Regions from separate parts of the Homo sapiens genome. Here region 2 is linked to region 1. The links are chromatin loops, found by intact Hi-C in ENCODE. Cell type or tissue: dorsolateral prefrontal cortex. All regions are shown on one strand. Each heading gives the region's core, and the rest is flanking DNA. Links, peaks and the distances in the headings are about the cores only. Region 1 has its middle 36 kb from the start of ZNF202. Region 2 holds the start of LOC124902777 (a long non-coding RNA gene).

Region 1 (16,056 bases), core at 2,561-10,560:
GTTGGATTAAAGACTTAAACATAAGACCTAACACCATAAAAACCCTAGAAGAAAACCTAGGCATTACCATTCAGGACATAGGCATGGGCAAAGACTTCATGACTAAAACACCAAAAGCAATGGCAACAAAAGCCAAAATTGACAAATGGGATCTAATTAAACTAAAGAGCTTCTGCACAGCAAAAGAAACTATCATCAGAGTGAACAGACAACCTACAGAATGGGAGAAAATTTTTGCAATCTATCCATCTGACAAAGGGCTAATATCCAGAATCTACAAGGAACATAAGCACATTTACAAGAAAAAAACAACCCCATCAAAAAGTGGGCGATGGATATGAACAGACACTTGTCAAAAGAAGACATTTTATGTGGTCAACAAACATATGAAAAACAGCTCATCATCACTGGTCATTAGAGAAATGCAAGTCAAAACCACAATGAGATACCATCTCACACCAGTTGGAATGGCGATCATTAAAAAGTCAGGAAAAAACAGATGCTGGAGAGGATGTGGAGAAATAGGAACACTTTTACACTGTTAGTGCAAGTGTAAACTAGTTCAACCATTGTGGAAGACAGGGCGGCGATTCCTCAAGAATCTAAAACCAGAAATACCATTTGACCCAGCCATCCCATTACTGGGTATATACCCAAAGCATTATAAATCATTCTGCTATAAAGAGACATGCACATGTATGTTTATTGCAGCACTATTCACGATAGCAAGGACTCGTAACCAACCCAAATGCCCATTAATGATAGACTGGATAAAGAAAGTGTGGCACATATACACCATGGAATACTATGCAGCCATAAAAAAGGATGAGTTCATGTCCTTTGCAGGGACATGGATGAAGCTTGTAACTATCATTCTCAGCAAACTAACAGGGACAGAAAACCAAACACTGCATATTCTCACTCATAAGTGGGAGTTGAACAGTGAGATCACATGGGCACAGGGAGGGGAAGATCAGACCCTGGGGCCTGTCAGGGGGTCGGGGGCAAGTGGAGGGAGGGCATTAGGAGAAATACCTAATGCAGATGACAGGTTGATGGGTGCAGCAAACCACTATGGCACGTGTATACCTATGTAACAAACCTGCACTTTCTGCACATGTATCCCAGAACTTAAAGTCTAATAAAAAAATTAAAAGAGTCTGAGAGTAGGATTATAATATCTGCCCATTCATTAAACATTCATTGTGTACTTACTAAGAGCTCTGCTTCCAGGGAATTCATGAACTGGTGGGAAAGACTGGTCTCTAATGTATGAGATGTGCTACAGTAGATATATTAGAGAGCATATAAAAGGGATGGTCAAGGCCAGGCACAGTGCCCCATGTCTGTAATCCCAACACTTTGGGAGGCTGAAACAGGTGGATTGCTTGAGCTCAGGAGTTCAAGACCAGCCTGGCCAAGATGGCAAAACCCTGTCTCTACCAAAAATACAAAAATTAGACAGGTGTGGTGTCACATGCCTGTAGTCCAAGCTACTGATGAGGCTGAGATGCAAGGATTTCTTGAACCTGGGAGGAGGTTGCGGTGAGCCAAGATCAGGCCACAGTGGCACTTCAGCCTCGGTGACAGAGTGAGAACTTGAAAAAAAAAAAAAAGAAACAAAAAAAGGAAGGAAGAAAGAAAGAAAGAGAAAGAAGAAAGAAAAAGAAAGAAAGAAGGAAAGAAAGAGAAAGAAAGAGAAGGAAGGAAGGAAGGAAAAAGAAAGAAAGAAAGAAGGAAAGAAAGAAAGAAAGAAAGAAAGAAAGAAAGAAAGAAAGAAAGAAAGAAGGAAGGAAAGAAAGAAAGAAAGAAAAAGATTGGTCAACTTTGCCTAAAGAGATGATTCAAGTAACAACAGAGGCAGAACAGGTAGTGGTTAAGAGCACAGGCTCTGGATTAATAAACCTACGGACCAGGATTTGAATCCTACCTTCATCACTTACTAGCTGTATGACCTTGGGCATGTGAGTTCATCTTACTTCATATCTCTAAGGCCTCTCATAAGTAAAACTGAGATATTAATAGATCTCTTAGAAGCCAACATTTTTTATTAATTGTAACCAAAACCTGAACTCAGCTGCCCTGGTTCTGGCAAAATAAGCCAAATCACCAAAGTCAGGACTTGCAGTTTAAAGAATTACCACTAGAGGTCGACTCCCAGTGCTGGAAGCTCGCTCAGTCCACAGGGACTCTAACTCTGCAAAACGGTGGAAATAGGGAAATGTCTGGAATTATAAATTTTTGAAAGCTTTTTACTGCTAACCAGTGAGGTTTTTGGACCCAAACTCCTCATAGGCAATTAAGCTGTGAGGCAATGTATACAACTTGCGGCACTCTGACATGAGCAATCTAAACAAGTAAGTAAAAGTGATCAGAATGCCTGAGGTGCTGAAAAACACAACACCATGCTCAATTTCTTGACCTTTTGTTGTTGTTGTTTTACTTGAGATGGAGTCTCGTTCCGTCATCTGGGCTGGAGTGCAGCGGTATGATCACGGCTCACTGCAACCTCCATGTCCTGGGTTCAAGCCATCCTCCCACCTTAACCTCCTGAATAGCTGGGACTACAGGCATGTGCCACCACACTTAGCTAATTTTTTGTATTATTTGTAGAGACAGGGTTTCATCATGTTGCCCAGGCTGGTCTCAAACTCATGGGCTCAAATGATCTGCCTGCCTTGGCCTCCCAAAGTGCTGGAATTACAGGCATGAGCCACCACGCCTGGCCAACCTGTCTTCTTATTACACCAAAATCCCATTCATCCTTTCTAGAAGTGAATATAAGTTGGAATGGGCAGGGGGAAGGGATTAGTGCCCTCACTAAAGCCAGTACCCCAGCATCTGTTCTTCTTCCTGAAAGTGACTGGCCACCATTGACCTAAATCAGAAACCTATGATTTGTCCCAGATTTTTCTTTTTCCCTTGCTCTTCATATCTATCAGTGATACTAATTCTAAACTAACCTTAACGAACTGCATCTGTGCCCCTCTCTCATCTCTCCTCCCTCACTTTCAGTGCATTGACTGAGGCTACACCATGTGAATTATTACCATGGCATGCTAACAGAATTATTGCTTCCAATGGTACCATGCCATAATTCATCCTTCATATGGTTGCCAATAAATTTTTAAAATATTTATTTGTATCTGCTACTTCTCAGGTTAAAAGCTTCCCAGCATGTTGAAGATGGAATGCAAACAGCTCTGCATGCATGCCCTTTGCTCATGCAGCTCCTATTGTCCATCCCCCACTCTTACCCACTCTTGCTGGATAATTCCTTTTTATTCTTAAGACTTCATCCAAGAAGCAAGCTCTCATATTTCCTTCATATACTTCTGTCATAGCCCTTTACATATGTTAATCATCTGTTACCTTTTCTCTTGGAAGGCAAACACTGTCTTTCATTGTTTTTTGCCAACATCTAGCAGAATTTTTGGTTTATATTAGGAAATAAATAAATGTTTGTTGCATTGTAATGTCAGAAGAAGTCTAGGAGAATGTGTAAAAGTCGGGTGATGGCTTGGTGCGGTGGCTCACGCCTGTAATCCCAGCACTTTGGGAGGCCGAGGCTGGCGGATCACAAGGTCAGGAGATCGAGACCATCCTGGCCAACATGGTGAAACCCCATCTTTACTAAAAATACAAAAATTAGTTGGGCGTGTTGGCACGTGCCTGTTAATCCCAGCTACTTGGGAGGCTGAGGCAGGAAAATCACTTGAACCAGGGAGGCGGAGGTTGCAGTGAGCCCAGATGGCACCACTGCACTCTGGCCTGGTGCCAGAGCAAGACCATCTCAAAAAAAAAAAAAAAAAAAAAACTTGGGTGATGAGGTCATAGACACTTTTTGTGAACTGCTGTGAAGAAATTCAAGAATACATCTGCTCACAAGAAGCATCAGAGGAGGCCAGGCGCAGTGGCTCACCCAAGTAATCCCAGCACTTTGGGAGGCCAAGGCGGGAGGATCGTTTGAGCCCAGGAGTTCCAGACCAGCCTGGACAACATAATGGGACCCCCGTCTCTACAAAATAATTTTTCAAATTAGCTGGATGTGGTGGCACACAGCTGTGGCTCCAGCTACTGAGGAGGCTGAGGTAGGAGGATTGCCTGAACCTGGGAGGCTGAGGTAGGAGGATTGCCTGAACCTGGGAGGCTGAGGTAGGAGGATTGCCTGAACCTGGGAGGCTGAGGTAGGAGGATTGCCTGAACCTGGGAGGCTGAGGTAGGAGGATTGCCTGAACCTGGGAGGCTGAGGTAGGAGGATTGCCTGAACCTGGGAGGCTGAGGTAGGAGGATTGCCTGAACCTGGGAGGCTGAGGTAGGAGGATTGCCTGAATCTGGGAGGCTGAGGTAGGAGGATTGCCTGAACCTGGGAGGCTGAGGCTGCAACGAGCTATGATAGTGTCACTGCACCCCAGCATGGGTGGTAGAGACCCTGTCTCAAAAAAAAAAAAAAAAAGTATAAGAGGAAAGGTGCAGTATCATATCTCCCAGTGCTTAAAATATTGCCAGCCTAAGACACCTACTACTGGCCTTTATCAGAAGCGTATTGCCACCCCAGCCTATGTCCTCCAACAGTGTGACAGTGACTGGGAGGTCACGCCCATGTGAGCTCTAGCCTGTAACCTGGACAGAGACTTTACCCATGGGCACTACAATGTTTCTAAACCTGATCAAGCCAGGCACGGTGGCTCACACCTATAATCCAAGCACTTTGAGAGGCTGCGGTGGGAGGATCGCTTGAGCTCAGGAGTTCCAGGCCAGTCTAGGCAACATGGTGGGGACCCCATATCTACAAAATAATGTTGTTTTAATTAGCTGGGCATGGTGGCACATGCCTGTAGTCCTAGCTACTGAGGAAGCTGAGGTAGGAGGATTGCTTGAGCCTGGGGTTGAGGCTGCAGTAAGTTGTGATCACACCACTGCACTCCAGCCTGGGTGACAGAGCAAGACCCCGTCTCAAAAAACAAACAAATAAACCTGATCAATCCATTGTTACCATTTGTCTTGGTGGTGGATTGAGGAGCAGTGAGTAGAGGGAAGAAAGAGTTGAGAAGAGCAGTGAAGTTCGCCACCTCCTCCCCACCTCAGTACACTTTATGGAAAAGTATTTTCAACTAGGGCCATCTTGTTCTATGTGTAACCCTAATAGAAGCTGGGGTCTCACATGGCCTACCGTCTACAGCAGCTTATACTCAAAGGAAAATATACCAAAGTTCCAAATCCTTGAAAAATTATATATATATTTTTACTATAGGTTTTCTTAGAGCAGTCACACTTTAGGACACACACGTTTGGGTTTATAGTACCTGTGACAATGCCTGGTACAGAATAAATGCTCAATAATATATGTTGAATGATGAATGAGTGAGTGAACGAATGAACGAACAAACACCTATTTTAAGGCATTTATTATAATACTCCAGGCTGATTTTTTTGTTTCTTCCTTACTAGCCTATGAGCACCTTATATCTCTTGAATAAACTTCAGGACTAGAATATAGTAAGTACTTATTGTTTCATCTATGAATACAGCACCCAACTCTTGAAAATGTAAACAATTACTAAAGAATTTAGTTTAGTGAATTGTTTAGTAATTGTTTAGTAAAGAATTTAGTCATTGTGGAACTTTTTCTGTTCCACAAGTTTGCACTTTAAATTGAGTTTTTAAAAATGAAAGTACATATAGAAAATATTTTTAAAATCAAGTATGCAGAGGCAATTTGCAATATATACATATTTTTTAAATCGTACATAAGAGAAAGCTCACATGGAAAACAATGAATTATCCAGCCAGCTGGCTTTGCATCCTCCACATCTCATTCCCTGCAGACACCAGATGGCGACATTTTGCCATGATCTGCTGAGTCCTAGACGTTTGACAATGTATTCAACGAATGTATAACATGAGTCTTACGTTAGGCACTAAGAATTCGTAAATGAGTGACGCACAGACCTTGCATATCAAAGGGCTTATCATCTATTTGGAGAGTAGATAGATATACGGATAACTTAAAAGCACAATTAGTATGATACAAAATAATAGCTAACATTTTTGAGGTGCAAGGGACCTGAATAGGCACTTCACAAGTGAGGATATCGAAATGGACAAAAAGCGCAGGAAAAAGTAATCAACATTTTTAGTCATCAGGAACATGCAAATTGAAAGCTCAATGAGATACTACCCTATTGCCACTAGAATGACTAAATGAAAAGAATTCAGAAAACCCAGTGATGGTGAAGCAGCTGAGCAACTGGAAACCTTTCACACTGCTGGGAGGAATGTAAACTGTTACAAGCACTTGCACTGCTTGTACTACCAAGAACTGCTTGGTAGGATCTACTAAAGTTAACCTTACAAATACTCTATGCCCTAGCAATTTCACTGCTGGGTGTATATCAACGGAAATGAGTGCTTACATAAACCAAAGACATGGGTAAGTAGCTCATAGAAAATTATTTTTTTAACAGCAAAAAAAGGAAGCAACTCAAATGTCCATAAATAGTACAGTATATAAATAAATTGTGGTATGCAATAAGTGGAATGTTATACAGCAATGAAGACCAAAATGTTATTGCTACTTGCAGCAACATGAATGAATCTCACTAAAAATATAATATTGATTGAGAGAAGCCAGACTCTAAAGATCACATAATGTATGATTATATTCATGTGAAGTGGCCAGGTGTGGTGGCTCACACCTGAAATGCCAGCACTTTGGGAGGCCAAGGTGGGCGGATCACTTAACATCAGGAGTTCAAGACCAGCCTGGCCAACGTGGCAAAACCCTGTCTACTAAAAATACAAAAATGAGCTGGGTATGGTGGCACAGGCCTATGGTCCCAGCTACTCAGGAGGCTGAGGCATGAGAATCACTTGAACTTGGGAGGTGGTGGTTGCAGTGAGCCAAGGTCGTACCACTGCACTCCAGCCTGGGTGACTGAGACTCTGTTTCAAAAATTAGATAGATAGATAGATAGATAGATAGATAGATAGATAGATAGATATGATAGATATAGATGATAGGTATAGATGATAGATAGATATAGATGATAGAGATAGATATAGATGATAGAGATAGATAGATAGATACACACATACATACATACATACATAGATGAAGTTTGAGAACAGGAAAAACTAATCTATGGTGATAAAGGTCAGAATATTGGTTACTTTGGTGGGAGTTGGATATTTACTGAAAGGGAGTAGAAGTGAGCCTTCTGTTGTGCTAGAAATGTTCTGTATCTTGTTCTAGGGGTTGTCACAGAGGTATATACAGATGTAAAGATCTATTGAGGTGTATACAATTTGGACACTTCACCACATATAAATTATTTCAACAAACAAGTAAATAAAAAGAAAGCAATAGCTTAACATCACTGAATATTTTTTAGAGGCAAGGCATTTTATCTACATATAAATTATCTCACTTAGTCATTACAATAACTCTGTGAGGGATGCTCAGTTACTAACTCCAGTTTACAAACTGGGAAGCTGATGTTTAGGGTGCTAAGTACCGTGTCCAGGTGTCCATCATATGCATACGGCCGAGGAAGAAGACAGGTCAGTGTGGTTCCAAAGCCCCAGCAATAGTCCATTATTCAGATGTTTTCCCATTTTCACAAGGCCCAGTGGGAGTGATGAATTCTGGCTTATGGGAAAGTTGATTAACAAGGACTTCAAAGAAGAAGATGATTCATTTATACCAAACAATAAACTGAAATGTTTTGTTTCCTTGCTTCCTACTAGAACTATAGAATCCTGGATTTGGAAGGGGATGTGGCAATTGTCTGGTCTATCCAATCTCTTCATTTTCTATGTGAAGGAATTAAAGCTTAGAGTGGTGACAACACTCATTTAATGTTAGCAAAGGCCAGGGCTAAGGTCAATTGGAAAACAGCTGATTTTAACCAGAGAGGTTACAAAATTTGAGGCCACTCAGAAGTAAGTGGCAGAGCCAGCAACTGAATTCAGGCCACTGTGTGGTAGAGTCCTGACTCCTAGCCCAGTGTCCCATCCACCACCCCAGCTTGCCTCTAAAATACACTGAAAAGTCAGTCAATTAGAAGGGATTGGCATGATCTTGGTCGACTGGGGTGGGAGAGGTGGGCATGTGGAGACAGGAAAAGATACATTCAACACACACCACAAGCCAACAGCTCAAGGGTAGCAGGGAAAGGAACAGAGGTCTAAGAAAAGCAAATTCAAAGGGAAGGGATTTTGGCAGCAAATATTAGGACCATGTCCTGGCCAAGATAGAGTAGGCTCTCTGCCTGTGTAGATGGCTCTAGGGAGTGGAGGGAGCACTGATTTTGAACCCATACTCACCCAGAATGAACTTCAAGAGGTCCCTTGACTTTAGTGAGCTTAGGAAATTCAACACAACAGTTATTTTAAAAATCAGAGAATATACTGCTGTTCGAATAGGATAAGTGGATATGAAAAAAGTAACTGAAAAGCAGTAATTTTAAGAAACTATCGGCCAGGCACAGTGGCCCACACCTGTAATCCCAGCACTTTGGGAGGCCGAGGCAGGAGGATTGCTTGAGCCCAGGAGTTTGAGACCAGCCTGGGTAACATGGCAAGACCTTGTCTCAAAATAAATAAATAAATTTAGATAAATAAATTATTTTTTTAAAAAAGCAAAAAAAATTACTTCTTATGAAAATTGTACCCTCAAATACATAAAAAGGCCTTAAACTCCAGGCTACAGGAACTCCAAGAAAGGATGGTGTCGGTGGGTTGGCAGGTGGGGATTCAGACAGGGAGACTAGTCTGCTTGCCCTGTTGAATCAGGCCAAATCCAAATGCAAACAAATCACACAAATAATTGGTTATTGCCAGCCAATGAAAGACAACTTTGAGTAGAAAGAAACCAGCACTGGAAAACCATCTAATTTCAGCCAAGGAATCATTTCAAGACTTGAATTTAGACTTGAAAGAAGAAAAGCACAGTTTCAGCAAAGCTCAATTAATGTATAAAAAATCCAACTTGGATTGAATTGTAGGCCTGTCTCAGCACTAAGGTAAGATGCTTATCTGGCCAAGGCGCCACAGCCCAGAGACAACAGCTTATGCCAGCTCCTCCCCCTCTTTCCACTCTTTCTACCAGCCCCTCCCTCTCCTCCAACAGAAGTTCCTGGTTTTTCCCACACCTTTTGTGATTCTTGTCCACTTCTCAATGTCCCATTTCATTTACGAGTGGCCTAATATACCGATGGCCTTTGTCTTGGTACAGGTGTCTTTGCTGAATCTTTTCCTGCATTGTATTCTTTTACTATGGCAGCTATGACAAATTTGGTGGCTTAAAACAGAAATTTATTATTTCTTAGTTCTAGGAACCAGAAGTCCAAAACCCATTTCACTGGGTTGGAATCCAGGTGTTGGCACGGCTGCCCTCATTCTAGGGCAAGCTTGTCCAAACTGTGGCCCTTGGGCCAAATGCAGCCCAGAACATCTTTGAATGCGGCCCAACACAAATTTGTAAACTTTCTTAAAACATAACGAGACTTTTCTGCGATTTTTTTTTAAGCACATCAGCTATCATTAATGTTAGTGTATTTTATGTGTGGCCCAAGACAATTCTTCTTCCAATGTGGCCCAGGGAAGCCAAAAGTTTGGACACCCCTGTTCTAGGGGCTCAAAGGGAGAAGCTGATCCTTGCCTCTTCCAGCTTCTGGTGGCTGCTGGTGTGGCATTCCCCGGCTGTGGCTGCATCGCTCCAAACCCTTCCTTCACCTTTACGTGGCATCCTGCTTCAGGTGTGTGTCATCTCCCTTTTGCCTCTCTTGTATAGAGACACTAAATGGCATCCTGGTCCCATCTGGATAATCCAGAATAATTCCAAAATATTTAATGAGATTTGTTACCATGTAAGGTAAAATTAACTCTTTTTTCAAATGTGACAAGTTCCAGGGGTTAGGACAGAATCTCTTTGGGTAGCCATTATTCAGCCTATTACAGTTTTCAGCCCTTAGAACCAAAAACCTGAGGGTCATCATTAACTGCTGTCTTTCTCACACAACCTACATCCAATCTATCAGCAAATGTTATTGGTTCTATCTTTGTAAAAATCCCGAATCCTGCTACTTCTGTCCACCTGGATCCATCATGAGCCTGAGCCACTCTCACTTTTGGCCTGGACTTTTGCAATGGCCTCCTAATGGATCTCCCTGCTCCTTCCCTGAGCTCCTTACAATCTCCATGGCCACGGAGATAATTTTAAACATAAATCTCATTGTGTCATTTCCCTTTTCAAAATGTTCCAACAGCTTCACATCATATTTAAAATAAAATCCCAGCCAGGCACGGTGGCTCATGTCTGTAATCCCAGAACTTTAGGAGGCTGAGGCAGGAGGATCCCCTGAATCCAGGAATTCAAGACCAGCCCAGGAAACATAGCAAGATCCCGCCTCTACACAAAGGACAAAATTAGCCAGGAGTGGTGGTATGCAGCTGTTGTCCCAGCTACTTGGGAGACTGAGGTGGGAGGTTTGCTTGAGTCCAGGAGAAAAGGCTTCAATGAGCCATAATCATGCCACTGCACTCAGCCTGGGTGACAGTGAGATTTTGTCTCAAAAATAAAAGAAAATCCCAAGCCCTTACATGGTCTGTGTTGCCTCTGCAACTCCATGTTACGTCTGCTTTGCTCCTTGTACTCCAGGTACACTGGCTTCCTACTGCTCATCAGAAGTGCCATGCCCCTTCTTATCTCAGGACCTAGCACTTTCTCCTCCCTCTTTGGGGCCACTCTCCCCCAGAGATTTCCACAGCTTGCTCCTTGACTACGTCTCAGTGTCTGTCATTTCCTCAGGGAGACCTCTCCTGACACCCAGCTTAAAACAGCATTTCTGTCACTCTCTGGCTCCATATAATCATTTTCTTTGAGACACTCAGCACTATCTCACATTATATCATGTATTTATTTGTCTGATTGCTTATCTCCAAATCCCCCCCGACCCTTCAATTAAAACATTAATTTCCTGGGAGCAGGGAACATGCCTCTTTTGTTCACCACTGGATCTCTAGTGCCTAGAACAGTGCCTGACACAGAAAAAGAACACGTTAAATAATTTTTGAATGAATACATGAATGGATGATTGAAAGATTTCAGGGGGTGGATGGCTGGAATGTGAAAGGAAACTCTTAAAAGGGACTGCCCTCCGCTTCCCCACCACAAACCCAAATCATTTTAGTGGTGATTCTTCCAAGCTTGAACAACCCTGCCTGCTGCAGCTGAACGTCAGCCAGAGGCAGCAACTGCAGCCGCCCCCATCTCAGCTTTCCGGCCACCTCCCAGGGGACGTGGGCAGGGAGGCCACGTGGCAGGAAAAGCGACCTAGGAGAGCAGTTAGTAAGGGACTGTGTTTGTGTTATGGCAGCTGCTGGCACATGAAAACTCTATGCGTTAAAAGAAGTACAACCTATTGGGATTCTCTGCAAGTTCTTAGCAGGAAAATCTGCATTCGTTGCCCCACTTGGAGCAGTAGTTGGAAAAGACTGGAGCCACAAGGCCAATGCCATTTGCACCCCTTCCAAGGGCCTCTGTGGCGCATGGGTCCAAACCTAGTGCCTTCTTTCCACTTCAGACACCATTCCCACCACCCCACCAGCCCCTAAAAAGAGCAGTATTTGCCAGTGGCCAATAGAAACCAACATAAAATAGAGAAGCCATGTCACATATTCATGAACAACCTAGATTTTAGAGGCAAGCCTCAATTAGAATTCCCAATGTGGATTGCTGGTGTGTGTACTTGGATGAGTCCTTATCCATAAAATCAAAATAATGTCTATCTCTTACGAATGTTATGAGGAGAGAATGTTCTAGCCCAGCACAGGACCAGCATGGTTATCTTTGGTTGGCCTTTATAAAAGAATGGAGGGCAGGGAGGGAAGCAGTAATGGTCAGCGTGCCAACATTCTGAGACTTGCTTGGCATGGCAGTAAAGCCATAGAACCACAGAATGATGGGGTTCAAAAACACTTGGGAGATTAAAAACAACAATCACCACAATAACAAAAAAAAACTTGCATTTTATTTATTAAAAAAAAAAAAAAAGTGCCTATAATCCCAGTACTTTGGGAGGCCGAGGCAGGCAGATCACCTGAGGTCAGGAGTTAGAGACCAGCCTGGCCAACATGGTGAAACCCCATCTTTACTAAAAATACAAAAATTGGCTGGGTGTGGTGGCAGGCACCTGTAATCCTAGCTACTTGGGAGCCTGAGGCAGGAGAATTGTTTGAACCCGGGAGGCAGAGGTTGCAGTGAGCTCAGATCACGCCATTGCACACTAGGCTGGGCAACAAGGCAAGACTCCATCTCAAAAAAAAAAAAAAAAAAGTAACTGGGCCTAGAAAGATGAACCGATTTGCCCAGAATCATACAGCTAGTTAATGGCAAAGCCAGGGCTAGAACCCAGACCTCAGACCTCTGGCCTTTGGCCCGTACTGTTGCTCCTTGGGGTTTTCAACAGCCTGGTTGATTTGTGAGTCCTCCTGCCTTCACCACTGCCCAGGCCTCAAACCACACAGTTCAGGACCAGCTCTTACAGCAGATGAGATCAGACCCAGCCACAGCCTCACAAGGCCGGCAAGGACTCTGCCCCCAAACCCAGTTCTCTAATTTTTCTTCCTCCATCCATTATAGCCTGTGAGCCTCAGACTCCTTGCTCCCCGCCCCTTCTCAGTAGAACACCTCAGTCACGTGGCCCATTGGCCTGTTGTGAAATAAAACATTTCCTGGAGGTGGAATGCTGAGAAACTGCAATGTCAATCTGAGATCCCTGTGCTCAGGTGGCAACAAAAACACTCAAGGTAGTGGGTTTCCCAGCTTAGGTCTTTGTAGGGCATGTGCCTCAGTCTCTTCATCTATAAAATGGGGATAATAATATGAACTCTTTCATAGGGTTTTCTGAGATTGTGACTTGATACATGTAAAGCATTCATGGAAATATCTGGAACCAAGCAAATCTTCAATATTATCTTATTATTATTATTAGAAAATTAGCCTCCCTCATTCCCCTTGAAAACTGGCACAAGACAAGGATGCCCTCTCTCATCACTCTTATTCAACATACTGTTGGAAGTTCTGGCCAGGGCAATCAGGTAAGAGAAAGAAATAAAGGGTATTCAAATAGGAAGAGAGGAAGTCAGATTCTCTTTGTTTGCAGATGACATGATCCTATGTCTAGTAAACCCCATCGTTTCGGCTCAAAAGCTTCTTAAGCTAATAAGCAACTTTAGTAAAGTTTTGGGATACAAAATCAATGTGCAGAAATCACAAGTATTCCTATACACCAAAAACAGACAAGCAGAAACCCAAATTATGAATTAACTCCCATTCACAATTGCCACTGAGAATAAAATACCTAGGAATACAGCTAAAACGGGAAGTGATGGACCTTTTCAAGGAGAACCACAAACCACTGCACAAGGAAATCAGGGAGGACATAAGCAGATGGAAAAACATTCCATGCTCATAGATAGAAGAATCAATAACGTGAAAATGGCCATACTGCCCAAAGCAATTTATAGATTCAATGCTATTCCCATTAAACTATTATTGACATTCTTCACAGAATTAGAAAAAACTATTTTAAAATTCATATGGAACCAAAAAGCAGCTCACATAATTAAGACAATTCTTAAGCAAAAAGAACAAAGCTGGAGGCATCATGCTAACCAACTTCAAACTATACTACAAGGCCGCAGTAACAAAAACAGCATGGCACTGGTACAAAAACAGGCACATAGGCCAATGGAACAGAGTAGAGAACTCAGAAATAAAACCACACATCTATGATCTTTGACAAACCCAACAAAAACAAGCAATTGGGAAATGCATTCTCTATTTAATAAATGGTGCGGGGAGAATTGGCTAGCCATATGCAGAAAATTGAAACTGGATCCCTTCCTTACACCTTATACAAAAATTAACTCAAGATGGATTAAAGACTTAAATGTAAAACCCAAAACTATAAAAACCCTAGAAGAAAATCTAGGCAATACCATTCAGGACATAGGCATGGGCAAATACTTCATGATGAAATTGCCAAAAGCAATTGCAACAAAAGCTAAAATTGACAAATGGATCTAATTAAGCTAAAGAGCTTCTGCACAGCAAATGAAACTATCATCAGAGTGAACAGGCAACCTACAGAATGGGAGAAAAATTTTGTAATCTATCCATCTGACAAAGGTCTAATATCCACCAATCTACAAGGAACTTAAGCACATTTACAAGAAACAAAACAAGCAACCCCATTAAAAAGTGGACAAAGAATATGAACAGACACTTCTCAAAAAAAGACATACAGCCAATACATGTAGCCACACACCTGGAAGCCTAGCAAATGTTCAACAGTAACAGAGCTTGTAATGGGACACAGACCAAGGGGGTTTAACACCAGAGCTCACACACACCCAACAACTACTCTCTAGTGCGAGGCTTTCTGAATTGAGGACCCTGCCTTCTTACTGTCAATCCGTCCTTCAGTCTTCAAGAACTGGAACTCTGTTCTTGACAGCAAAGCAGAGCCAAGGCTTCTGCTGCCTAATGAGAAGATGCCCTGGTTCTGCCTTTTGTCTTCTTGAGTTCTCAGATATGGCTTACTCCTAGTGTCTCTGTCACTGTATTCTCTCTATCTAAGGAACACCCACCCATCATTCTTGTTGGAGCTCCCTGATGACAAGTGCTTACTGAATAGCTCCCCATAATATGTACTGTCTGTTAATCATATGCCATATTTTGCATATCAGGCAGTACTTCCTCCCTGCAACTTCAGTTAAGTCTTTCCCCTCCTTCCCTTCCCCATTCCGGGGAGGATCCTTGTCTACCCCATCTGTCCTCTCCTGCTGTCTGAAGCAGTTTGTAGCTAGTGTTGCTCATGTATGTGACACTACAAGGAGAGCCCTGGGGATGCAGAGAGCATGATACCCTGTCCCTGCATGCAAAGGACTTGCAATCTCATTGGCAGACAGACTATAGAAAACTAAATGCAAAGTAGTGCACACTGAACGATGATAGAGCAGCACAAATATTTATTATGTGATAAAGGCCTAGCATTAAGGCCTGGCATTAGGGAGAGAATAAAGAATAATGATCAGGATGTAATCTAAACAGTTCCTGCTTATCTTCTGCACCAAGCCCAGTATCCCAGTATTAAAGGGTGCCCCATAGGGGTACAAATTGAGCTTACCAAAAAAATGGCAAAGCAGCTCTGTGGAGTGTCCCCTCAATTTGCAGTTCACTCCGTGTAATAGCAGTTGCAGAATCTTGTTTCTGCCCCTCACTACACGTGATCCTCAGTCTTTTATCCACAAATCAGGAGTCCTGTGACCATAATTTAAGTTCTCCCCAGTGCCTTGCCTGGCTGGGTCATGGTAAGTTGCAACTCAAAAAGCTGCATTTTTTTAAATTTTGTATTAGACCCACACAAGCAAAGCATTTTCAGGTGATTTTTTGCAGCCTCCCTTCTGCTAGCTGAGCCTCATTTATCTGCAGCCATTAAGTCTATCCACAGGCAGGTATCAGACATGACCAGGAAATCAATATGAGCCAGTGAAACAAGATATTTTCTCCCTCCTTTGCTTGTCTAAGCAGGGAAAGCTTCCAGTGAAGATCAGAGTGCAGCCAGCTCCTCTATGCCCTTTTCTCCCTCCATGCATGAGAAATATAGAAATTATTCTTTGCCAAGTATATGGACCAAGGCTAAATTCAAAGATTTTAAAAATACGGTGAAGCCAGAGTGAAAATCTTCACATCTTGGAAGCAATTATGGAATATGTTCTAGAAAAAGATGGGAAAAAAAGATCAGAGATTCATTGGGTAGAGATGTATGAAATGATTAGGATTTGTATTTCTGGACAGGACTACATGTTAACCATTCCCATTTACTTCTAAAAAGTCTCAAAAACCTTTATTTCCAAACCCCATTCCACAGACTTATCTGTACACATTGGGACTTCTTCGCTTAGTCCAGTGTGTTTTCATCTAAGATAACGTATTATTGATGGCAGCCTTTCATCCTGATCACTCTGTTGTTCAGTAAGACTTTG
Region 2 (16,056 bases), core at 3,011-11,010, 66 kb after region 1:
TGAATGAATTTATCTTTGCCAGCTCTCATTAAATATGAATGTGCCTTGAGGTTCCATACTACACGGAGTTCTTGCTGCATACGCTCTACCCCTCTGCCCACTCACAAACTTTTGCGCAAACCACATTTCCTTTTTGTTTAATCAGATCTATAATCAATACTTCAGACTCATCATATGCTGAAGATGTTTCTGATCAGTTCTCCCTAGATGTGAGTCCTCTCTCCATTAACGTGGCTCACCATCTGCAGAAGCAATAGGTCCTCTTGAAGACTGTCAGATAAGACTCACCCAGCTTGCTGGAGAGTTGAAAACCCAATTACATTTATTTTACCTTGATGTTTACAACTTTAAGTTAATTCTAGTGCCACTAGTTTTTAAACTCCATGTTTTAAAATAAATACATTGCCTTCTAAGTCAATCAAACACAGTTTTTGGACTCAAAATTAATTTATGGCAGTGTCTTATTAAGCTCTAAATAAAACCTTCCTCTGCTTTTAGGAAAGAACGCTCTGCCAGGAGATGAACAGGCTGACCATTAACAGTGGACTAGTTTTTAAATGTAGTGTGTATTATTTCTTTTTTTTTCTGGGGGTTCTGTTTTTATTATTAATTCATGAAAAAGTAGCATCAGAAGGGATCTTCAAAGTCCTAATATAAGAATCTGCGGTGACCATCATGTTGTTTTTATTTTTTCAAGAGATAGGGTCTTACTCTGTCAACCAGTCTGGAGTGCAGTGGTGCCATCATAGCTCATTGCAGCCTCAAACTCCTGGGCTCAAGCAATCCTCTTACCTCCTGAGTGGTTGGGACTACAGTTGTGTGTTACCATGTTTGGCTAATTTTTATTTTATTTTATTTTTGTAGACTCAGGGGTCTCACTATGTTGCCCAGGCTTGTCTCAGACCCCTAACATCAAGCAATCCTCTCAACTTAGCCTCCCAAAGTGCTGGGATTGCAGGTGTGAGCCACAGCACCTGGCCTCGTCTTACTTTCAAATATCCCAAACAATGCTGTGTACACTCTCTTAGCATTTAGTTATTTGCATTTGTGAACAGCTCCAAAATCATAAAATTCTTTCTTTATTGCATTAAACTTATTTTTTTCTTATAACTTTTAGGGTTGGGCAGAATCAAATTTCTCTTCCATCTGCCAGCCTTCAAATATTTGAAGACAGATATGTTCTGTGTCCAAGCTAAGCAACTCGAATTCTCCCATTTTTTCCTCACCAGACTTTATCTCCAGATCCTTCACCATCTCCCTCACCTCTGGGCATGCACTCTTTGAACAACTTCCTTTTTTAAAATGTGACATCCTGAACTGATCATAATAGTCCAGATTTGTTCCAAAAACAGTGCCGAGAAACTACGCCTCCTTCCTCCTGCGTACTGTACATCTGTTAATGCAGCTCACATTTGCGCATGTTTTGCTGGCAGCCTTGTCCCGCTCAAGTTATTCTGAATTATCAAGCTGATATACTTGCCTCCTTTTAAAAAACAGACTTCAAGTTTCTAGAGGGCAGAAACACTAAGTCTTAGACCTCTGTGTGGCATGCAAGGTGTCCCACAATCTGACCCCGCTCCAGATTTTAACTTGCCTTGCTATACTCCTCTGCATAGACCATTGTTCCAGCTTAGTGGTCCGCTCGCCATTTTCTTCACTGCTGCTCCAACCTCCACCATGTGTCAGAATTACCTACAGTTTTCACACAACACAGATACAATTACATCTCTCCACGACTTTAAAACATTGGATACCTCACACTGGAAGGGACACACAGAGGTCTTCACAGCATGGGCCCTGCCTACCTTTCTAGCCTCATGTTTCACCATCCTTCTCTTCCTTTCTCCCCAGGCCAACTGGGAGTAACTAACTGCCTGTCTTCTAAGAACAGAATATATCATGAGTGTGTTACTTGCTGTGGTCTGGTTTAATCCTAGTTAGGAATATGTGTTCCCTATTGGATTATAAATGCATTTAGGGCATGGTTAGTGTTTTATTCATCTTTGCATCTCTAGTCTAGCATCAGACCTGGCAGAGAGTGGATTTTAATGAGTGGTGGTGGAATGAAGGGGGATGGATGGTTGCTGGGTAGGTAGATGCCCTGTCTCCCATTTGGGCTATAAGACTTAGAGAGCAGGGCTCAAGTATAATGTACGGTGCTGCATCTCCACTGCTTCCAGGGGAAGGATTTCAGTCAATGTCTAGATCATCCAGGTCTCCTCCAATGTGTACACGTTCTGAGCCTGTACATTCAGGGAGCGCAGGTGAAGGTGTAGACATGTGCACGTGGCTTTTTTCAGGTTGGCCTCATGACTCTTCCTTCTCTGTCTCTCTTCCCTCCCTCCTTCTTCTCCAATGTTTCTCTCCTGTGCCCCTCCCCCACCACCTGCTGTTCCTTCCCTGTCCATCTGTCCTCTCTGCAGTCAGTGTCTGCTTCCCTGTGTGTGTGGAAGTGCCCTCGGAGACGGAGGCCGTGCAGGGCAACCCCATGAAGCTGCGCTGCATCTCCTGCATGAAGAGAGAGGAGGTGGAGGCCACCACGGTGGTGGAATGGTTCTACAGGCCCGAGGGCGGTAAAGATTTCCTTGTATGTTAGACTGCTGACTCTGGCCTTTCTTCTGCTGGCCTCTGCTGTTCCCAGCCTGGCTCCTGACAGTCCGGGGGATGCCAAGCTAGCAAACACTGGCTCCTTCTCTTCCAAACACTGACAGATCCTCAGCAGATAACTGACAGCCTTAGTGAAGCCCCAGCTTCTGTGAGAGAAAGGGCACTGGGCCAGCTGCAAGCACCCTTGATTATGGGCTGGAGGAAGCAGAGGAAAGAGATATGCTATATTTAAAGCCTACTATGTGATAGGCGCCCTACCACACATTTTGCAGGTGTTTTCATCTAATCTTCTGTGCCATCCTATTATATGCATTAAATTCATAAAGAAATTGGAATAACACAAAGCATCATTATGTGAAATAACAAAGGTTAGCTCCTTTAACTCCTGCAGTCCCATTGAAATAGGAATGACAGGGATGACAAAGAGTGATCCAAGGGTGACATTCACCCGGGACACCCAGCACAGCCACATCAGTGAGTCAATTATGTCAAACAGTTCTCTCGTGGATACTTGCTGTGCCGAGTCTCCTAAGTGGCTGAACCCCCAGACTTATCCATGATTTGGAAACGAAGAGATTCGCTCCTGGCAGAGCTGGGAGTCTTCCAGATTCTGCTCCTGCACCATAGCCAGTGTCAGTTCTGGGTGGTTGGTGCCAGTGGCAAAGTGGTTGTATATGTGTGTGTATATATATATATGTATGTGTGTGTGTATATATGTGTGTGTGTATATATATATATATATATATATATATATATATATATATATTCTCTCTCTCTCTCTCTCTCTCTCTCTCTCTCTCAACGGGGTCTCCCTCTGTCACCCAGCTGGAGTGCAGTGGTGTGATCTCGCTTACTGTAACCTCCACCTCCCAGATTCAAGCGATTCTCCCACCTCAGCCTCCCCAGTAGCTGGGACTATAGGCACCACCACCATGCCCAGCTAATTTTGGTATTTTTAGTAGAGACAGAGTTTTGCCATGTTGGCCAGGCTGGTCTCAAACTCCTGACCTCAGGTGATCCACCCACCTCGGCCTCCCAAAGTGCTGGGATTCCAGGTGTGAGCCACCGTGCCTGGTCGGCTGTCATATATTTTGAATACCACCTTGGAGATGACCATTATTTACTCCTTCACTGACTGTGGAGCCAGGCCACCTGGGTTTGATTCTTGACTTCACACTTATTATCACCTCTGTGTCCTTGGACATGTTGGTCATCCTTTCTGTGCCTCGGTTTCCTCATTTTTAAAGTGGGGATATAAAGCATAGCCAAATTATAGGGCTGTTACCAGGACTCATGAGCTATAATTTTTAATGCATTAAAAATAGTTTCTGGAATATAGTAAGCACTGGTAAATGTTTGCTAGAGAAAAGATAGACACAGAAATGAGGAAACTGAGGCTCAAAGAAGTTAAGTTAATAACTAAGACAGCTTTGACTTGAGCCAGGTGGTCTAACAGCAGATACAAGGCCCTTTTTACGGCACTGCTTTGCCTTCCTGGGGGCAAGTTTCTCCTCCACAAAGATTTGTAACAGAGACAATGGAAGGGCGAAACTGGGTTTAGCTTGCTCTTCTTTCTCACTATCCTAAAGCCGAACCCATTTCTAACTCTAGCTTCTATGTGCCATTCTGATGCAGATTTGCAACCGTCTGGTACTAAGACTGGGACCAGCGGAGACTTCCCAGAGCCTGGCTCAGGTGTGACAGTGACACGTCAATGAAGCTGCAACTGAGGCTAGCCCCCAGCTGCAGGAGGCTGGATGTCTTGGCCAGATGCAAAGGCCCCCAGGGCCTTCAGGCCTGGTCATGTACCAGTGATAGCTGCCCACATTGCTTCCAGGCCTGCCCAAAGTGAGGAAAAGGTGGATCAGAAGAAGAAGAAAATGAAAAATAAAACGGCAACAGCAAAACATCCATGGAAATCCACAGCAAGGCTGTCTCATAGAAATGTTTGTGATGGTGGAAACCTTCTCTATCTGTGCTGTGCGATACAGTGGCCACCAGCCACATGTGGCTATGAATAATTGAAATGTGGCCAGTGCCACTGAGGAACTGAATTTTACATTGTATTTAACTTCTAAGAAATTGAATTTAAGTAGCTACATGTGGCTAGTGGAGACTAGAATAGCCAGCACAGCTGTAGAGAGAGAATGGCACATAGAAGCTAGAGTCAGAAATGAGTTTGGCTGTTATGTCAGAGGGTGGAAGTGTTGAGGAAAGAAATTTAAAAGATGATATTTTAGTTAAAATTCAGTCCAAAGCAAAAGATGTGACGTGTGCCTCTCTGGTGATGGCTCTCTGCTCATCTGCCATGCTTCAGCATCCTGGGCCTCCTTCCTGTGGCCTGGCCCAGACTGTCCTACAGCCCCTGATGAGTACCAGCACAGAGAGTCCAGTTTTAAAGCCAGGGCTTTCATATGTCTTCATTACTAATGAATCTGCCTGTCTTGCTGTCTCTACCTTGTTCTCTTGCCAGCGGCTCTGGGACACATCTTACTCTCTTGTTCTCTCTATCTTTTTACAATCCTGTCTTTCTCTCAATGTCCGTCTCCTGGGCTCCCATACTCTTCTCCCGCCTGCCTTTGTTCTCCCTCTTTCCACCCCTTTTTTTCTGCCAAGCTTCTTCCTACACGCCCGTGGCTGCCTCTGTCCTCACCACGTCCACATGCCCTGATGCCTGCTGCCTCTGCCTGTCCTTCCCTGTCTTTGCTCCCTTCCCTACCCTCCTCTGTGCCTCTTCATCCCACCCCCACATTCTGGGTCTCCCGGTGGCATTGTCCCCTCTCTTCCCTGTCCATGCACAATTCTGCTCCTTTTCTCTGCCCTGTCCCTAACTCGGCTTCCCCCCACTGCCATCTCCTTTCCTGGCCCTACCCTCTTCTGCTCCTCTATCTGCAGATTTACGAGTATCGGAATGGCCACCAGGAGGTGGAGAGCCCCTTTCAGGGGCGCCTGCAGTGGAATGGCAGCAAGGACCTGCAGGACGTGTCCATCACTGTGCTCAACGTCACTCTGAACGACTCTGGCCTCTACACCTGCAATGTGTCCCGGGAGTTTGAGTTTGAGGCGCATCGGCCCTTTGTGAAGACGACGCGGCTGATCCCCCTAAGAGTCACCGAGGAGGGTGAGGCTGAGGCACAGGGTCTCTAGGGCGTCCTGCTCTCTGTGGACAGGGAAGGGTAGGACAGCAGTTTTCCACGAGTGAGGCCCTTAAAGAGTGCAAAAACCCATGTATTTGGAATGGTGACATCTAAAAATGTCACCATTGACCCATCTTCTTCTGGTGGCCAGCTTCCTGTAAATTCCCTAAGCAGCTTGTCTTTCTGTGCCTTTCCTCAAAGCAGAAAGGCTTGGAGATGATAGAATGAGCTCTTCCTGGTCCCTTAGAGAAAGAGGCTAGCCTCCATGAGGCCTAAAGCTACTGATTCAGCTAGGCCTTCTTCTTTGGCCTATGTTGAATCCCTGACTCAGTGGGCTCAGAGAAATCTCATGAGGTTACCCGGAAGTCATCTCTCCTTCTACCTGTAAGCAATACATGCCTCTAAGCCAGGGGTTCTCAAACTTTAGCAAACCTCAAAATCTCCTGCAGGGCTTTTTGGAAGCCAGCCTTTCTGCTTTTGTCGGTGGAGCCTGAGAGTTTGCACTGCGTGACACACTGCCTGGCGGGCAGTGCTGCTGCTGGGACCACACCTTGAGAACCTCTCTCTAAACCAAAGTTTGACAATCTTTTTTTCTTTTGTCTTTCTTCACAGTAATCACACGTGCAACCTCTTCCCCATCTGTGGCATCTCTTATTACATAAATTCATTCCCTGCTGGGAGAAGGGGACAGGTTGATAGCTCTCTAGTCTTGTTTAAAATCTTTGGACTCCTACAGCTAGTTCCGTGTTCGTGAGTGGGAAGGCCTTTCAGCAGCCTAACTCAGGTGTTTCTGTTGCAACCGGAGTCCTGCATCCTGAGGGGGGAGTTCCAGCCTTTCTCAGTCTATCTCCAGCATTATCACTGCTAGTGAGCAGGCCAAAGTGTGGGGCATGAAGGAAAAGATCAAGTTAAAGACAGGGCTCTTCCTAGAAAAAAGGATCCAGGAATCCCAACCTCCAGGCCACAGGTTTATTCATTTTTTATCATGTCGTTGTGATAAAAATAATGAAGCGGAGATTCAGTCCTCAGAGTGAATGAACAAAGGAGAAAGAGACATAACGGATCAGACGATATGACTAAAATGGAAGGTAGGTCAATTCTGAAAGTGCAGAGGGACTCTCAGGGCTCCTGAATCCAGACCTGATGAGTCACTTCCCTGCTCGGAGCCCCGCTCCTCTGGTGTGAAATGAAGGGGTTGGCGGGGGGCTCTCTGAGGTACTCCCCTGTTCTGAAGTTCCTTTATCCCCCGTTTGTTACACGCCTTTCCTCTGGGGGGTGGGGCCCTGGCGCCCTCTCCTGGTCACCATCTGGAACTTTTGGTTGGTGCCCGCCAGACCTTAGCACAGTGCTCAGCCGTCTCCACCTCTGCTCTCTCGGGCTTTTGCCTCCAGACACCCTCGTGCATAGCTGGTGGGAAGTGTGGCAAGGCTGAGCTAGTTCGTCTGCCAGGTACCAGAGCAAGCCTCGGGTAAAAACAGAAGGAAAAACAAGTTTATTATCAGAGCCACAGAGCCTCGTGGATGGTCGGGTGTGAAGGAAGCGTGGATATCATTTATTTAATCCAGGGCCTCTGGATAAAGGGCAGACATCAGAATCGCCCACATTGGCGTCCTCCAGATGTAGACACCTCTGCAGCACCCTTGCAGGTGTGAGATCGGCAGGGGTGAGTGAGGTCATATGCAAGTTGATGACTCCCCAGGTGATTGGAGGGTGTAGCTCTGGTGCCCCTCTTTTTGTGGCTGGGAGAACAGAGTTCTCTGCAAGAGCAAGGGGCTTGCTCAGGGACGTGCAGCAAATTCGCGCTGGAAGCAGGGTGAAAATCCAGATTGTTCGCCTGTCTGGAGGGCTTGCTTTCCACTGTTTCTTTCCCCACCCCCACCACCCCAACCCCCTGCCACTTTTTCTTTTTTGCCTCTGTGACATCAGATACTCCCTGCCCTCATCTTGCTCAGAGCTACGCACCCACCCCACCATGACACCTGCCCATCAACCCCACATCTCCTCCATTCCTGTGGTCCCACAAGGTCTCCCTGGTTCTCTTTGTTCAAGTTGGGTTTATTCTGGCTTTGGCTGTCACCTCCTGGCCCTAAGGCAGAAACCTGAGGCCTCTTCACCTAGAGGTAACTAAAAATACTGAGGACAGCTTCCTGTATTGCCATTTGTGGGCTACTGCATTTTGAAAGAGAGAGCATGCTTTAAGCCAAACAAATCATAAATAATGCACGAGGTGGTAGCAAGGCGGTGAGATGTTTGAGCTGTACGGCATTCTCATGTGCCTCACGCTGCATCTATGACCTCTAGCTCCAGTTGGAAACCTGGGTGATCCTGGAGCCTTCGGACTGCTCTCTGGGCTGAAAGTTATGGCAGGCTGTGCTGTGCTCTTAACAACCAAGGACTTGGGGATGACTTAGATCCAATGGATAACTGCAGATCATAAATCTGACTTGCTGTTGAGAGCTGGCAAGGGGAGAGGTGGCTACAACATTTCTCCCACTAGCAAGGAGTAGATATATCAGGATATCTGCCATGTAGTATGTTTTAATGGTCCTTTTTGTTGATCATGAAACAAATAAGATAATATTTATTTTCACTCATTCAATAAGTACTTATTGAGCACTTTAAATATTCTAAGATTTATACAGCAGGCAGATAATCCAGAAATAAATATGTTCTCAATAAGCACACAGTCCACAGAAAAGAAAGATAAGCACAATACAACTCTTATAACAGATGGATGAGAAAAGTGCATGGAGGCCAGACGCGGTGGCTCACGCCTGTAATCCCAGCACGTTGGGAGGCCAGGGCAGGAGGATCACCTGAGGTGAGGAGTTCGAGACCAGCCTGGCCAACATGGTGAAACTCCGTCTCTACTAAAAGTATAAAAAATTAGCTGGGCATGGTGGTGGGTGCCTGTAATGTCAGCTACTTGGGAGACTGAGGCAGGAGAATCGCTTGAACCTGGGAGGCGGAGATTGCAGTGAGCCGAGATCATGCCACTGCACTGCAACCTGGGCAACAAGAGCAAAGCTCCATCTCAAAAAAAAAAGAGAAAAGAAAAGTGCACGGAGAAGGTTGTGAATAGCTCCGCATGAGAAGTTGGGGATGGTTTCACAAAGGAGGGGACCTCACAGGAATCTAGAACTACTGCGAGACTGCAAAGCAGGAGAGGATATTAGCACAGAACTAGCCGTGGGTGAAAGACACAATTCAGGAAGAGGGAAGAGGAAGAAAAGTTCACAGATTCTAACATACCACAGTGTGTAGCAGAAGTTTTTCTGGCCAACCAAATGGAAATGAGGTGAGAAAGCCCGGATTGTGAAGGCCCTTGCATGTCACGTGAACAGAGTTGGGGCTTCATCCTAAGGGGAGTGTGGAGCATTGAAGAGTTTTCAGCAGGGAAATGGCAGGATCCTAACTGTGTTTCAAAAGTACAGCCCTGGGGACAATGCGGTTGATACACTAAATCCTCCAATATTTATGTTTGGTTTTGGATGACCTGGAAGGTCTTGTTTCTAACCCAGACTTGTAGAGAACATGCGCATATCTCATGGAGGCTGTCTTTGTTGGCCCTGAATGAGTTTTCCAACGCTCTCTCCCCAGGAATACCACCCTCCACCACCGGCAGCTCAAAAGACAGAGGCAGTTGAAATAAGGCATGTTCCTTACATCTGTGTAGACTTTTAATCTCACAAGATGTTCTGAAATACATTAGATAATGTAATATTCACAAACCCCTGACTGGTGTTATTATCCTCAACCTACAAATTAAGAAACTGAGTCTCAAGTAAGGGAAATGGTTGTTTACACACCTGTAAATAGCAAAATGGACAGCCAGCTCTAGATATCTCACTTTGAGGCCAGGATTCCTTCCACTGCTCGGCTACTTCTTCCAGGCATCCCACTCCCTCTTCCCTGGCTCCTGAGCAGCTGATGACAGTCAGTGAGAAAGCCAATGGGCGGGAGAGTCAGGATTTGGAATACCTTTGACATCTTCTTGAGTTTCTTTACTCAGTCTTTATTTAAGCTGTACTTAAAAATATGGCTCCAATGACGGCTCTAGGTTTGCTGGATTTGCATATTCTGAACCTCATTCTCTTTCTTTCAGCTGGAGAGGACTTCACCTCTGTGGTCTCAGAAATCATGATGTACATCCTTCTGGTCTTCCTCACCTTGTGGCTGCTCATCGAGATGATATATTGCTACAGAAAGGTCTCAAAAGCCGAAGAGGCAGCCCAAGAAAACGCGTAAGTCCAGAGATGCCAAAGTAATAATGAAAGCTAGCACCTTCAGAATGCTTGCTCTCACAGGTGAGGTGCTAAGCAGTTTACATTCATCCTCCACCCTCTTCATGATCACTGCTTAAGAGATAGGCACCATTATTATACCCATTTTACAGATGAGAACACTGAATTTCGGAGAGTTGGCTTAAGGCAAACTCTTAATTCATTACGAAAAATTAAACATTTGCTTAATTCAAACATCACTTAGGAAACAAAGTGATGTTTGAATTCAGGCCTGTTGATTCTTGGCCAGCACACTTAACCACTAAGGCAAAGACCATCAGCTGCTACCACAACCCGTTAAAGTAATATTATTATGGCTGGGCATGATGGCTGTCACGCCTGTAATCTCAGCACTTTGGGAGGCTGAGGCGGGAGGATCACCTGAGGTCAGGAGTTCAAGACCAGTCTGACCAACATGGTGAAATCCCGTCTCTACTAAAAGTATAAAAAATTAGCTGGGCATGGTGGCACATACCTGTAATCCCAGCTACTCGGGAGGCTGAGGCAGGAGAATCCCTTGAACCTGGGAGGCGGAGGTTGCAGTGAGCTGAGATCGTGCCACTGCTCTCCAGCTTGGGTGACAGAGCGAGACTCCATTTCAAAAACAACAACAATAAAAGCCCAAAAACACAACAAAAAAGTAACATTATTATAACCGTTCTGTAAATGCCAAGCCGACTCATAGCAGCTTACCAAGGCACACAGATGGTAAGAGGAAAGGCTGAGATTTGAACCCAGGTCTCTCTAGTGCTAATGTCCATGCTCTTTCTATCTCATTGAACTGTTTGCTTTATACCATGGAGCTCCTCAGGCCATCTGGGCACTGCCCTTTGCTAGCAAAGGAGCTCCAAGCAACATGTTATTTCCCCTAGAGCCTGGCAGCGCTTAGATGTCCAGAGTGGGGACTCTAATCCTCTAAAGTCCAGCCTGTACCTTAGCCATTTGCTCAGAGACTCTAGTCACTTGAGGGTGAGCACATTTGAGAAACGGTGGGGTCTGTAAGAACAAAGAGTCTTAAGAGATCATGCTGGCTGGTTGTCTGGGGAAAGGAAAGATAGAAAAAACCCACAGATTTCTAGCAACATTGCTGAGGCAAACCGAAAACAGTCTAGGCTATTACCAGTTAGAAATGTTTGATAAAGAAAGCATCATTTTGGCCGGGCGCGGTGGCTCTCGTCTGTAATCCCAGCACTTTGGGAGGTCGAGGCAGGCAGATCATGAGGTCAGGAGATCGAGACATCCTGGTTAACATGGTGAAACCCTGTCTCTACTAAAACTACAAAAAATTAGCCGGGCATGGTGGCGGGTGCCTGTAGTCCCAGCTACTCAGGAGGCTGAGGCAGGAGAATGGCGTGAACCTGGGAGGCGGAGCTTGCAGTGAGCCGAGATCACGGCACTGCCCTCCAGCCTCGGCGACAGAGCGAGACTCCATCTCAAAAAAAAAAAAACAGAATAGAACAGAGAATGGAGGAGAGACAGTGTTCAGAGACAGAACGGCTGAGGGAGGGATGACTCTTCAGATTCAAGAAGCATAATATGCCCTGAGCAGGATGAATAAAATACATCTACACCTAAACACCAAGCATCTTTAAAGTGATAAATGGCAGCTACTAAGAGACCCTACAGCAAATATCATCTATGTGTTGAAACCTCAAGTGCCTGTAATATCAGGGACATATCAAGGAGACTGCCTCTCCCTGTTTCTATCAATATTGTGTTGGAAATCCTAGGTGAAGACCAAGTAAATACAAGGAAGAAAAAGACTTGGAAAGGAAGAAACTAAATTATCATTATCTATACCTACTATTTACATAGGATACCTAAGAGAATCTACAAAAATACTATTAGGACAAGGAAGAATATTCCACAAAATTGTTGATAGAAATCAAAATATAAAAATCACCTATATTCCAGCAACAAATTTAGTAACAAATTTAAATATTTAAAATATTAAAATGCTTTTAAAGTTACAATAGCAAGAAGTACTCCCCAGTTCCGGGGATAAATTTGACAAAAATATACAAGACATTTAAAGAAAAAGTTAGAAACCTTTACTGAAAGACTTTAAACGTAACTAGATGGAGAGTAAAACCTCACAATTGTAAACAATTTTCTCCCAAATTGATCTTCAAATTCAATGAAATCCCAATCAAAATGCCCATTAGATTTCTCAAAGAACTTAATAAGCTGATATTAAGTCACATGGAAGGCTAAGTAGCCAAAAATAGTCTTAACCAAGGGACAGCCAGATAATAAGTGTTTTAGGCTTTGCAGGCGCCATAGGTCCCTGTCATGTATTGTTCTTCTATTTGTTTGCAAACAACCATCCTTAGCTCTTAGGCCACAGTTTGCCCACCCTCGGTCTAAACCATTTCAAAGAAAGAGCAGTAAATTTGCAAGAGGTTGGTAGGATTTGTCTTATCGGAGATGAAGGTTTCCTTTGTTTTCTTTTTTTTTTTTTGAGACAGAGTCTCGCTCTGTTGCCCAGGCTGGAGTGCAGTGGCGCGATCTCGGCTCACTCCAAGCTCTGCCTCCCAGGTTCACGCCATTCTCCTGCCTCAGCCTCCCGAGTAGCTGGGACTACAGGCACCTGCCACCACGCCTGGCTAATTTTTTGTATTTTTTTAGTAGAGACGGGATTTCACCATGTTAGCCAGGATGGTCTCAATCTCCTGACCTCGTGATGCACCCGCCTTGGCCTCTCAAAGTGCTGGGATTACAGGTGTGAGCCACTGCGCCCAGCCAGATGAAGGTTTCTTACAGAGCTATCAGAATACAGAGTTTGTGATACTGCACAGGCATACGAAATGGACAAACAAAACAAAAAGCCACCAATCAGGTTAATGCATGTAGGAAAACCTGATATGTGAGAGAGATGACGTTACAGTGATTGAAGGAAGAATGAACTGCCCAGTAAGTGGTCTAGGGAAAATTCCTAATCTATATAGAAACAAAGAAAAACACAAAACAAAATTAGATTCCCCATCTCTCATACTAAACCAAAATAAATTATGAGGGGATTTAAACACAAAGTAAAATGTCAAACTTGAAAATTCCATTAAGGGAATATAAGAGACTCTCTTTATCACCATGCAATAGAGAGGATTTCCCAAATAAAATACAAAAGGCACAAATCCAAGAGGAAAAATAATTTTGATCACATTATATGTAAAGAATCAGCTGTTCATTAGAAGACTCCATAAGCAAAATTCCTAGACAAACAAGAGATTGGGAGAAATTGTCAAAACATGAAAGCATCAAAGGAAAATCAATGAGAAAAAGACAAAGATCTCAGAAGAACTGGAAAGCAGATGAACAAATTTCAGAAGCAGAAACCCAAATAGCCTGTAAACATGTGAAACAACTATAAAATATAATTTCACAGCTGTCATTTTGACCAACATTTTATTTTATTTTTGAGACATGGTCTCACTGTTGCCAGGCTGGAGTGCAGTGGTGCAATCATGGCCTCGACCTCCCAGGCTCAGGTGATCCTCCCACCTCAGCCTCCCAAGTAGCTGGGACTACAGGCACGTGCCACCATGCCAGGCTAGTTTTTTGTATTTTTTGTAGAGACAGGGTTTCACCATGTTGCCCAGGCTGGTCTTGAACTCCTGGGCTCAAGCAATTTTCCTGCCTTGGCCTCCCAAAGTGCTGGGATTAGAGGCATGAGCCTTGGCCAACATAATAATCTAACTAAATGCTGAAGACAACCTGGATAAATGAGAAGCTATACACTCCTGGTGGGTGTTCGTGTACATATATGGGGGAAATGATTATTTTAATCTGCAGAAAAGGTTGTTTTTCTCTTGAGAAACACAGCAGAAGGAAATGCAGAGCTGTTCTGTAGATCCTTGCTCCTGTGCCCTGCTCCTTCCCCATCTTGTGTTCCCACGCTGGGCACTGAAGCTCTGATTCCCTTTCCCTGTGTCCTCTATAGGTCTGACTACCTTGCCATCCCATCTGAGAACAAGGAGAACTCTGCGGTACCAGTGGAGGAATAGAACAGGAGCAGTGTGACATGAGGTGACCTACAGGAACATGGGAGGGGAAGGCAGATGTGGATGGCAGGTTGTACAAGTGACTTTGTTGCCCACAACTGAAGTGACTTTAAATTTGGTCCCTTAGGTCACTGTCTACCCTGCCTGGGGTCCCCGCCCTCAGGGTAATTCTTTAAGTCAGAAAGCTCTGTATGATGTCAGCGCTTCGGAAGGTGAACTGCTTTGACCTGAGTGTCGAGGCAATCTGAACTTGCCCATGGTAACAGAGGCACAGGATTCTCCAACTCCCTTCTTTGGTCAAAGAATTTTTGGGCTGGGCTGGGCTGGACTGGGTGGGAAATTCTCAGTGAGTTATTTTATCTTTGGTAGGTGGCCTGAACACCTGAGGGACTGGACATCCCATGTTCAGCAATGTCAATGGCATCAGGAGGGCGCCCCAAGGGCCCCATCGCTTCCCTTCATGCATCCATTGTTCTGTTCATTCATTCATCCATACATCCACCTGCCTCTGAGCTTTCACCTCTGACTCCCTAACTCCATCAGACCTCTACGCACCATAAGACTCTGCCAGAACTGAGAAGCCAACATTTCTACATAGACTCAACCTCACCCTCTCCTAGTTTTCCAACAAGACACTCCAAAGCCAACTGGATTTCTCCCCTGTGCTCCAAATGACTTTGTACAAGTGCTGGAGTTAGCACCTCCCTCTGCCCTTAACTGGCTGGAACTGGTTCATTCTCCATTACTGCAAGAGAATGGAAGTCTTAATAGAAGGAAGCAGGAGTGATTAGTTCGGGTTAAAGCAAAAGTGTGTCATGAACTTGGATTCCCTGAAGTCAGTTTTGTCAGGTTCATGGCCCACTTTGCTACAGCATCAGAGTGAAGCACGCCTGTCTAGGTTCTCCAGTGACAGAAAGATCCTGAAGCATGGACTAACATGCTCTCTGGAGCTTAGTACTCCAGAGCTAGATCCTGATGGGTCTCTAAGGTTCCCTCCAAGAAGACAAGGACAGGAGACTTGGGAAGGACCAATGGTAATTTAAGTGGCTCTTAAAAAGTCATGCAACATGTTTCTGGACACGTTCCTGATCCTATTGCGATAATGTATGTGTGCCCTCCCTGTGGGCACACCACCTGGGCATTAGGACTGAAATTCCTGAGTTCTTCCTCTCAAAATTTCTGTGCACCAGTATTATTCCTCATTTTACATACAGGAGGCAACTAAGACTCATACAGGGCTCAACTGAATAAGAGGCTTAAGAGGATAAACTGGAGCAGAAATAAGCCTTAGGTGCTGCCCAGTTTACACTTCCTGGGATGGATGTTTTTGTTTGTTTTGTTTTTTGTTTTTTTTGTTTGAGATGGAGTCTCACTCTGTCACCTAGGCTAGAGTGCAGTGGTGTGATCTCGGCTCACTGCAACCTCTGCCTCTTGGGTTCAAGCAATTCTCATGCCTCGGCCTCTCCAGTAGCTGGGATTACAGGTGTGCACCACCACGCCTGGCTAAATTTTGTATTTTTAGTACAGACAGGGTTTGACTATGTTGGCCAGGCTAGTCTTGAACTCCTGACCTCAAATGACCCACCCACCTCAGCCTCCCAAAGTGCTGAGATTACAGGCGTGAGGCACTGCGCCCGGTGGATAACTTTGTTTCTGAAAAGACTGACATTGAACTTGTCTATGGCAATGCTTCTTTCACAAGCACGGACTGGGCTGAGGTCAACTCTGATAGATTCAGATGACTAGAAATTGGCCAAAAAAGCAGGGAGAAGAACATGAGGTAGACTTAAAGAACTTCCTTTATGTAAAGATCTGTGACTCTGAAATATCCTCCAAAAGGAGAGTGCATCTGAGACTGATATTTAAACTAAGAAAAATGTTTAGTCTGAGATGGATCATAAGTAAATGAGCAGTGTGAGAGGGGAGGGATGGGTAGGTGCTTTCCAAATACTTCGCCTATGAATGCATAATTTTCAGATTTTTTTCCCCTAGATTTTGAGGGAGCAGAGAAACTGGAAAAAACTTTAG

Evidence for each region. A loop is a pair of places that touch in the nucleus more often than their neighbours do. Peaks named below come from ENCODE experiments on the same cell type or tissue, not always from the same donor. Only the 100,000 strongest peaks of a DNase experiment are listed, where the experiment ranks them.
Region 2: it touches region 1 in a loop (9-fold over the local background); 73 of 110 quality-filtered maps call a loop at or near these places.

What each region holds. Positions count from the first base shown.
Region 1 is chr11:123,697,576-123,713,631 of GRCh38, reverse strand. No RefSeq gene overlaps it. Among named protein-coding and RNA genes, the nearest start is that of ZNF202, 36 kb to the left of the region's middle. RefSeq lists enhancers at 10,801-11,301, 11,302-11,802. In dorsolateral prefrontal cortex, for the core only: a CTCF peak has its summit at 5,821 (motif pointing right); a DNase peak (open chromatin) is centred at 5,831.
Region 2 is chr11:123,632,118-123,648,173 of GRCh38, reverse strand. SCN3B (sodium voltage-gated channel beta subunit 3) reads left to right here. Exons shown (of 7, transcript NM_001040151.2): 3 at 2,424-2,587; 4 at 5,503-5,728; 5 at 9,850-9,988; 6 at 13,968-14,053; 7 at 14,398-16,056. The coding sequence ends at 14,031. It overlaps LOC124902777 (a long non-coding RNA gene), which reads right to left and starts at 9,635. Exons shown (of 2, transcript XR_007062929.1): 1 at 9,554-9,635; 2 at 6,700-7,207. In dorsolateral prefrontal cortex, for the core only: a CTCF peak has its summit at 7,015 (motif pointing left); a DNase peak (open chromatin) is centred at 7,043; H3K27ac peaks cover 1,378 bases.